2 separate regions of the Homo sapiens genome follow, and region 2 is linked to region 1. A link is an interaction called in ENCODE POLR2A ChIA-PET data of the cell type or tissue named here. Cell type or tissue: endothelial cell of umbilical vein. All regions are shown on one strand. Links, peaks and the distances in the headings refer to the core of each region. The heading gives the core; the rest is flanking DNA.

The links. ChIA-PET counts read pairs that join two places held together with the same protein. Peaks named below come from ENCODE experiments on the same cell type or tissue, not always from the same donor. Only the 100,000 strongest peaks of a DNase experiment are listed, where the experiment ranks them.
Region 2: POLR2A ChIA-PET joins it to region 1 with 6 read pairs; 2 of 35 experiments call an interaction of 5 or more read pairs at or near these places.

What each region holds. Positions count from the first base shown.
Region 1 is chr7:30,452,155-30,456,539 of GRCh38, forward strand. NOD1 (nucleotide binding oligomerization domain containing 1) reads right to left here. Exons shown (of 14, transcript NM_006092.4): 5 at 2,983-3,157; 6 at 1-886. Among named protein-coding and RNA genes, the nearest start is that of NOD1, 24 kb to the right of the region's middle. In endothelial cell of umbilical vein, for the core only: no CTCF peak of the experiment used is centred there; a DNase peak (open chromatin) is centred at 1,947.
Region 2 is chr7:30,088,337-30,092,724 of GRCh38, forward strand. It overlaps a transcript of PLEKHA8 not described here. Among named protein-coding and RNA genes, the nearest start is that of MTURN, 44 kb to the right of the region's middle. In endothelial cell of umbilical vein, for the core only: no CTCF peak of the experiment used is centred there; a DNase peak (open chromatin) is centred at 1,975.

The DNA.
Region 1 (4,385 bases), core at 1-4,000:
AGGGTCATCGTGCAGTCGGGCAGCTGTGGTGAGCCTTCAAAGGCAGCACGGAAGTGCTGGAAGCACCGGAAGATGATCCAGCAGAAGAGGGGCACAGAGCACAGGCTGCAGAGGTTGGGGTTGGCCTCCAGCTGGCTCAGCAGGCGGTCCTGCAGGGCCCGCTCGGGGAACATCCTCCTGGCATAGGCGCGCAGGTGGCTGGGGGAGAAGCCCCGGAGAAGCACCTTCTTCCGCAGGAACTGGCGCGGGACCTCGATGCCTGTGCGGGCTGTGAGCAGCTTGCTAGCCCCCTTGAGCAGCTTCCCACTGAGCAGGTTGGCCAGCAAGACCAGGGGGTGGGCAGGCTCCCAGGGGCAGGAGCTGTCAGGCACGCGGCTCAGGTCCAAGTCCGAGTGCAGCTCGTCCAGGCCATCGAAGGTGAAGAGGGCCACGTGGGGGAAGCGCAGCAGGAAGGCAAACACCTCCTCGGGGTCCCGCTCTGGGTAGCAGTAGTGCTTGAAGAGCAGGTCCTGCAGACACAGCCTGTCACTTTCCTTGAAGCAGCTGAACATGCGGCAGCGAAAGTGGAAGAAGAATTTGACCCCTGCGTCTAGCCGGCCCGTGGCCCAGAGGCTCTGCAGCCGCTGTAGCAGCATGGACTTGCCCACCCCAGCATCACCCAGGATGAAGATGGTCTCACCCTGCTCATTGAGGATGCCGGTGGTGTGGTCCAGGAGGCAGGCCAGGCTGTTCAGGCTGCCCAGGCTCTCATTGCTGAAGCCAACCAGCTCCATGATGGTGTCCATGTAGATCTCCTCCAGCAGCAGCTCCTCCTTCTGGGCATAGCACAGCACGAACTTGGAGTCACGGCCCAGATGGTGTCGCAGCTGCTGGGTATACCTGCTCACTGGAGGGAGGGGGTGGCAGGGCACAGCAGCAGGGTGAGGAGAGAGGCAGAAACAGCATCAAACAGGGAGGTCTCAAAGAGGAGAGGCGAGTGCATAAACAAAATTCACAACCTGGGCCCTGAGGCCAGCGCAGCCACTCCTCAGATGCAGGACCTGGGGAGCGTCACAGAGCCAGCATTCCTGACCCTGAGGGCCCCAGGCTTTGATCTCTCTGCTTGACCTCAGATTTGCCAGAAAGAAGGTGACAAACTTCAGCTGGGATCAGTGTCTGAGACAGGCCACCCTTATTCCTCCGCACAGTGTCATCACTGAACTGCAGCTAAACACTGAAGCCCCTCGCACTCGAGGGCCAGGCCAGATGGCCACGCTGGCCCTCCTCCACCAACACTGCTTTTTTGTTGTTAGAGATAGGGTCCTGCTCTGTCACTCAGGCTAGGGTGCAGTGACCCAATCATGCAGTCTCAAACTCCCAGGCTCAAGCAATCCTCCCACCTCAGCCTCCCAAGTAGCTGGGACACAGGCATATGCCACCAAGCCCAACTAATTTTTGTGTTTTTTTGTAGAGACGGGGTCTCGCCATGTTGCCCAGGCTGGTCTCAAATTCCTGGGTTCAAGCGATCTGCCCACCTCGGCCTCCCAAAGTGTTAGGGAGTGTTATATATTTGTCAGTAATTTTTAGTAAGTTTACAAAGTTGTGCAAACCTCACCACAGTCCAGGTCTAGAACATCTCTACCATCTTCCCAGAGTTTTCTGGAGCCTATTTGTAGCCAATCCCTGGGCCGTAGGCAACTACTGATTTGCTTTGTCTATAGATTTACCTTTTCTGGACATTTCATATAAACAGAATCATACAATATGTAGTCTTTTGTGTGAGACTGCTTGTAGAGTGAATTACACTGTAAAAGCTAGTAAAGTAGCTGGCTAACGGAACCAACAGAGAAGTCTTTCGAAAGAATGATTCCTCATGGGAATACTTTCTTTTTTTTTCATGGGGGAAGGAAACAAGGGGAGACAGGAAGGAGCAGACAGAGTCAGAAGCTAGCAGTGGCTGGCAGGCACCTGCAGGGGCTGTGGAAGCTGGAGCCTAGCACTGACACTCTGCCGGCTGGCCTTGTTTCCCCTAAGCACACACCTGTCTTGTGCTTCTGTTTCCAACAACATATTGGATTCTTTAAAAGGCAGGACTTAGGTCCTTGGTGCTGGTATGTTACCAACAGCTGTCTCAAAGTGGAGAGTTCAAAAGCAGGGAAAGAAGACTCCTGCCCCAGAGCAGATCCTGGCCCTAATGATATGTTCTCACATGCCTTGGACTGCCGCTGTCCTGACACATTTTTGAGATTGCTGACTGGTGGTCTCTTCCAGCTGACTTGAAGCTCCCTGAGGGCAGGAACCCTGTCTGTGTCTGCTCACCACTGTCTCCCTGACATCCAGCACAGTGTAGGGTCTTGGCATGTGGTGGATACAGCAAAAAATACTTATTGAACTAATCAGTTAACTGATGGGGTCTTCCATTAGTTTGGAAATAAGGACTGGCACTCAACGGTGACAGAATACTTTGCCTAGAATCAAACCTGGCAAGGCTTTTTAATTTTTTTCTTTCCTTTTTTAGAGACAGGGTCTCACTCTGTCACCCAGGCTGGAGTGTAGGGGCACAATCATAGCTCGCTGCAGCCTTAGACTCTGGGGCTCAAGCAGTCCTCTTGCCTCAGCCTCCTGAGTAGCTGGAACTACAGGTGTGTGCTACCATGTCCAGCTAAAGATTTTTTTAAAAGAAAAAAAAATACAACCTTGAATTTGTGCAACCATTAAAATGTCTACATATGTCAGAATAGGAAGAAAGCAAGGGGTCAGAACACAGGCCATTCCCATACTTCCAAAGGCCCCTCTATAAACCAGACCATCGAGGTGTGGGCAGTTCAATCGCAGCCACCTGGGCTGCACTTGGGAGACAGGATTCAGCTGTTCCTTTCTAAAATCAAAATAGCACCTGGGCCTGCTTCCTGAGGTGGCACTCAGGGCTGGCCCAGCCATTACCAAACCCCCCAGGGCCCTGCTTGCACTGGTGCCTGCGGTCTTGCTGGGGCTGACTCCTACCTGGGTCAGTGTTGACCACGACTTTGCTCTGAGTGAGCAGGGAAGGGGAGAAGCCGATCTCCAGCAGCCAAGGCCTGAGGTCCACGTAGGCATCTGCGAGTTGCTGGAGCAAGTAGAGGAAGAACTCGGACACCTCCTCGCCCTTGCTCTGTACCAGGTCCAGAATTTTGCGGACCTGGAGGTGACACAAGCATGAGGGCACGGGCTGGCATGAGGGGCATCCTCCTACCATAAGGACCCTCAGGCAGGCTCAGGGCAGGGCTCTGAGTTCTTAGTACAGCCGGTAGCTATGCCATCCCCCCAGCTGCTGTGACAGTCAACATATTGGAGCCCGAAAATCTGTGAAATGACCTCCTGAGCAAGAAATAAAACCACTCAGCTCTAAGAAACCAGGAGGCTTCCATGAGCCTAAAAATAAAAAGGACAGACAAATAGCCATGGACTTCTCTACCTCTTTTTTTTTTTTTTCTTTTTTGAGACAGAGTCTTGCTCTGTCACCCAGGCTGGAGGGCTGGAGTGCAATGGCACAATCTTGGCTCACTGCAACCTCCACCTCCCAGGTTCAAGGAATTCTCTTTCCTCAGCCTCCCAAGTGGCTGGGATTACAGGCACCCACCACCATGCCCGACTAATTTTTGTGTTTTTATTAGAGACGGGTTTTCCCCATGTTGGCCAGGCTGGTCTCAAACTCCTGACCTTAGGTGATCTGCCTGCCTCGGCCTCCCAAAGTGCTGGGATTACAGGCGTGAGCCACGGTGCCCAGCCTTCTCCTTGTCCCTCTTAACCTGACACAACTGCTGTGCAGGAATGAGAGTGGAGAGGTGAGAACCACCCCTTGGGCATAATGAGGTAGGCACCTGGGCCACACAGTAGGAGGGCGATAGGCCATATATTAAAAACGGCTTTTTTTCTTGTTAAAAATGTGGGAAAACAAATCAAGAGAAGAGAACAAAGCACACGAGTGTGCTACTGCTTCCCCCAGAAACCGTCCTGGTCTCTTCTGAGTCCCAGCGGGGTCATGTCATAAATGAGTTGTGTCATTCCTCTAACCAAGAAGGAATTTGTGGTCTCCATTTTATTTTTCAGGAGATAACGCAAAGCGTAAGTGGAAGTAAGGGCTGTTAAGGCGTCCCACAGTGGAGCGGGGAAGATTCTTCACTGTGGACCCACCGTGGGATGTCATCATTCCTGACCCTGAGTCGGTTCCCCTCCGAGTCTCACCCAGCAACAAGCAGCCCTCCAGCCTTCAGAGGCACTGAATGAACATCGCTGCTGGGGATGCTCTTATGCTTATGTTCTTTTTCCCTCCTAATTTAAAGGGGATCTAAAAATGAAGTGTCTGGGAACCAATACACACAGCAATGAGAACTGAGATGTCAGGGTTTGCTCCAGACACAAACACA
Region 2 (4,388 bases), core at 203-4,202, 360 kb before region 1:
CTGTTTGTGCATTAGAATCACGGGAAGGACTCAAAAAACAAGCAAATAAGAAAAAATATATGTATCACTTATATCTGGGCATCTCCCAGACCACTAAAATCAGGCTTAGGAATGTGGCCTGTCACTGATGTTAAAATCTCCCCAGTGATTCTAATTTGCAGCCCAGAGTGAGAACCCCCAGAGCTGCTGGTTTAGTCCTTTAAAATTGTAATGTGGGATCTTTTAGGATAAATATGGCCAGATCACAGCCCCTTCATCCCCTAAAGCTGAACATAAAGAACAACCAGAATAAATAAAAATTCAAAAAGTAAAACTCAGTTAAAAAAAATTCACTAGCACCCAGGCAATGGAAGGAGCCCAACCTTGTTTTTGTGTCTTAAACTTCAAAAGATGATAGTCAAACAAAAAGACCAGATTTTTCTGGTAAGAAAGAAGAGCTCCTAATCCCACCCACTAGAGGGGATTGGCAAGATGCAGAACACTCATTGAAATTTAGGGTTTTGGAAAGAAGTTAATTGGTGAATAGGGGCAGGATGAGTATCTTTATCTCTTCCTTATTTTGAGTGGGGGTGTTGTAGGGTGGGGTGGGGGTGGGTTGTGGGATGGAGTTTGCTGGGGAGAGATGGGTGAAACAGAGGACTGGAACTAGCTCATCCCTGAATTAAGAGACAAACCCACATTCCAAAGGCTGTGTCCCCCGTACATACAGTAGATATGTCTCCTCTCCATTCAGAATTCACTGTGGTGCAGGACTTAACGCAAGTATCAGAAGACAGAGCAGAGTCCAGTCCTCTAGTAAAAGCCTCTATACACAGCTCCTTCCTCCTCCATACAGACACAAAGACACGAACAGGCTGGGCTCATATTTGGCTGGTACACACTAATGTGGCTGTGCTGGTTATTAAAATATCAAAATACTTCCACACCACGATGGAAAGAATCACTTATCCAAGTGTCTCATGCTGTTCTGGCCACCCCAGCCCCTCTCACAAGAAGCCCGCCCCCCCACTCCAGACCACCCCCACAGACCAGCAACTACAGGAGTAACATGTGGCCCAGAGCTATGACCAACCTCTGTTCTGTCTGCTCAATGTCTGTGACATGTTGATGCTTAAATATTTTCAGTGTCATCCATTAGGAAAGTACATAGAACACAACCCTATAGGGGAAGCGAAATAGATGCCAAACAAGATGGGAAATATGTCAAGGAGAATACACTGACACTGTATGAAAGCAAATACCTGGTCTGAACAGAGCTGCTCACCTTAAACATGAGCAAATGTAAGGAAGATGGCCTGGCAACTGTGTGAGTATGCTACAGCCAGAAAGGGGATGGGGGTGGAGTGGGAAACAGGTGAAACCAATATGGAAAAAAAGCTAGTCCAAGAAACAAAAGTTCCCACAGGTGTGTTGTGCTCTCAGAGAACTTAGAAAACATGAACTCAATAAAACAAGCACTCAGGAGCCAGTGAAACAACAGAATGAGATAAAAAGGCAGATGACAGAGATAAGAAAACTTCCCTAAAATAATATAGAACAAATAAATATATTCGAAATAGCAAAAAACATGGTTGAAAATGGAATTGATAACAGAAGAAAAGGCTTGAAATGATGCAGTGAATGAAGAATTTTAAAAACAGGGATTCGAGTAATTCCTGAAAGGATAAATGTAGGAGTATCGAGATATTCTGACATAAGAATAATTGGTGACCAAAAATAAAAAGGAACTAAAAAAGTATCTGGAGATAAAATACAGAAGATTTTTCCTGAAATGAAGGAAGGAATCTTTAGATTAAAAGAGTGCACTATGTTGTAGGAAATCCAACAGAAAACACTTGACACCAAAACATACCCTGATGAAGATCCTGAACTTCAAGAATGAAGAAAGAATTCCTCACCATTCAGGCAGAAAAAGCAAGTCACCAAGGGACCTCAAACTTCCTTTCCACAAGATTCTGTGACGGGAAACAATGGGGGAGTATTTCCGAAGTTCTGAGTAGGAAAAAAGAATGACTCAAATGTATTATTGCCAACCAAGTCGTCAAATCTAATGTCAAGTTCTCTTAAGCAGGTAAGAACTCAGAACATAATACCTGAGTGCCTTCTTAAGGAAACCATTTGATAGGAAAGATGAACCAAATAACTCAATGATGGATGAGCTGGTAGAAAAAAAGCTGGTGGTGAACCAAGGTCAAACTGGAAATTATAGTCACAGTATAGATATAGATTATAAATATTACAAACCCTAAGATAGCTAATAAATTGGGAATGGGAGAAGGGAGGATATAAGAGCACTAATGCCCTCTTATTTTCATAGCAGAGACTTGATACTGTCTCAACTTTTTTCAAAAACACAATTTCTTAAATTTTTTGGTAATCTTTTAAATAAACAGATTTCTAAAAAGAAATACGTATTGTTTCAGTTCACTTTAGTTTCTTGTCTTAAATACGAGCCAATTAGCTGAATGCTATTTATTTAAAAATAAATATGATAAGAAATAAATTAAAAATAAATATGATTTTACGTTTATAAAAATTCCTCAGCCCGGCATGGTGGCTCACACCTGTAATCCCAGTGCTTTGGGAGGCCAAGGCAGGAGGATCGCTTGAGCCAAGGAGTTTGAGACCAGCTTGGGCAACAGAGCAAGACCCCTTCTCTACAAAAAAATCTTTAAAAATTAGCCAGGCGTGATGGTGCATGCCTGTAGTTCCAACTACTCAGGAGAGTGAGGTGGGAAGATCGCTTGAGCCCAGGAGTTCAAGGCTGCAGGCCACTGCCCTCCAGTCCGGGCAATACAGCAAGACCCTATCTCTAAATATATATTTCCTCTATCTCTCTATCTCTGTAGAGACAAATCAAGAATTATATTCACCTAAAGTGGATTACGATTATTTTTAGGTGGGTATTGATTTTGTTTTACTCTTTTTTTTTTTTGTACTTTACTATATTGCTTGACTTTTGTTTGATGCCTATGATATCTTTTTATTTTTTAATGGAGGATGGGAGGTGTTTTTCTAAAAACAAGGTTAAAAATCATTGTAGAGTGTGGTGGACCCCCGGCAGGTGCTGCTCCTTATAATGACATTTGCTTCATAACTCCTATCAAGGTTCTTTAAAATTTCTAGCTTTATCTCACTACATTTTTTTTTCGCTGCTAATTTTTCTCATAAGCTGCTATTCCTTTACCCACACGAAGCTATTGCTCATCCAAACATTCCATTTTATACAACTCATTAAGGATTGGGACATTCTTTTGGGGCTAAAGGGAAAGACTGAATGCCAGTATGATACCTAGGGACTTGCCCAGTACATCTGAAATAAATGGAAAATTAGGGAAAAAAAGCCATTTGGAGTGGTTGACAGTCATCTTACAAGAAGCCAGAAAGACTCTTAGCAACATGGGGATTTTGCACATGAATTGGCTGCAGTTCACCGAAGGAGCTGAAAGATTTCTTTCTTTGTGCTTCTGTGAGTTTGGAAATGAAATGTCAATCCTTTCTCTGCCCAAGTGAAATTGCTGGGCCATAGAGCATTAGTTCAGCATTAGCTTATGCTGATCAAACCCAGCCATCCAGAGATGGCAGATGAGAGAATGGAGCAGTAAACTTTATTCCACACACGTTTGTTTTAAGGACCATTCAGCCTTATGTTCATAGAAGCCCGTGGAAGCCCTGTATTCTCTTGTGGCATGTATGTGAGCAACTAAGGACCCTGTCTCTGTGTGTTACACAAGACTTTTATAAAATCCCAAATCCTCAACTTGATTTGTATGAAAAGATGATCACAGGATTGTGGAGCTGGAAGACTCCTTCGTTCATAGTGGGAGTCATAGTAACTATTGCAAAAGATTGTTATAAGGATCAAGTCGGGAATTGTGCACAGTGTCTAGCACCAGGCAAGAGCTACAAAAACGGTGGTGGTAATAATAGTCGTTGTTATTGTTTGAAAGGGAAGTATGGCTCCATCCTGCCTGGAGTTTACCTGGTGGAATAAGCCTTTTCTTATTTGTTCCACTTGTCCCTGCCCTCACAGAAGATTCACTGCTGCCCCTAGTCTCCCCACTTTGCACTGTGTGTCACGGCACCTTCAAGTAGAAGACCCTCATCTAGTCATGTCTGTATGTGAATGTGGCACTACCATTTCCTTGCCTGAGCCCCGGAGCCAGCTGCAGTGCTCCACAGCTGTATCCCAGTTGGAGGATTCCAGAAGAATGGCTGAGCATTAGGATGCACCTGACACTCTCCATAGGACCCCATTCTCCATACTCCGGAGGACATCTGTTTTTCTGCCTTCATCTCCTCCCCTTATTCGGAGCACACTCTTATTCCTTTGAATGAACTGCCTTCTCCACTCTGAGCTCTGGTTGGGCCGCCGGTCACAGTCCCCA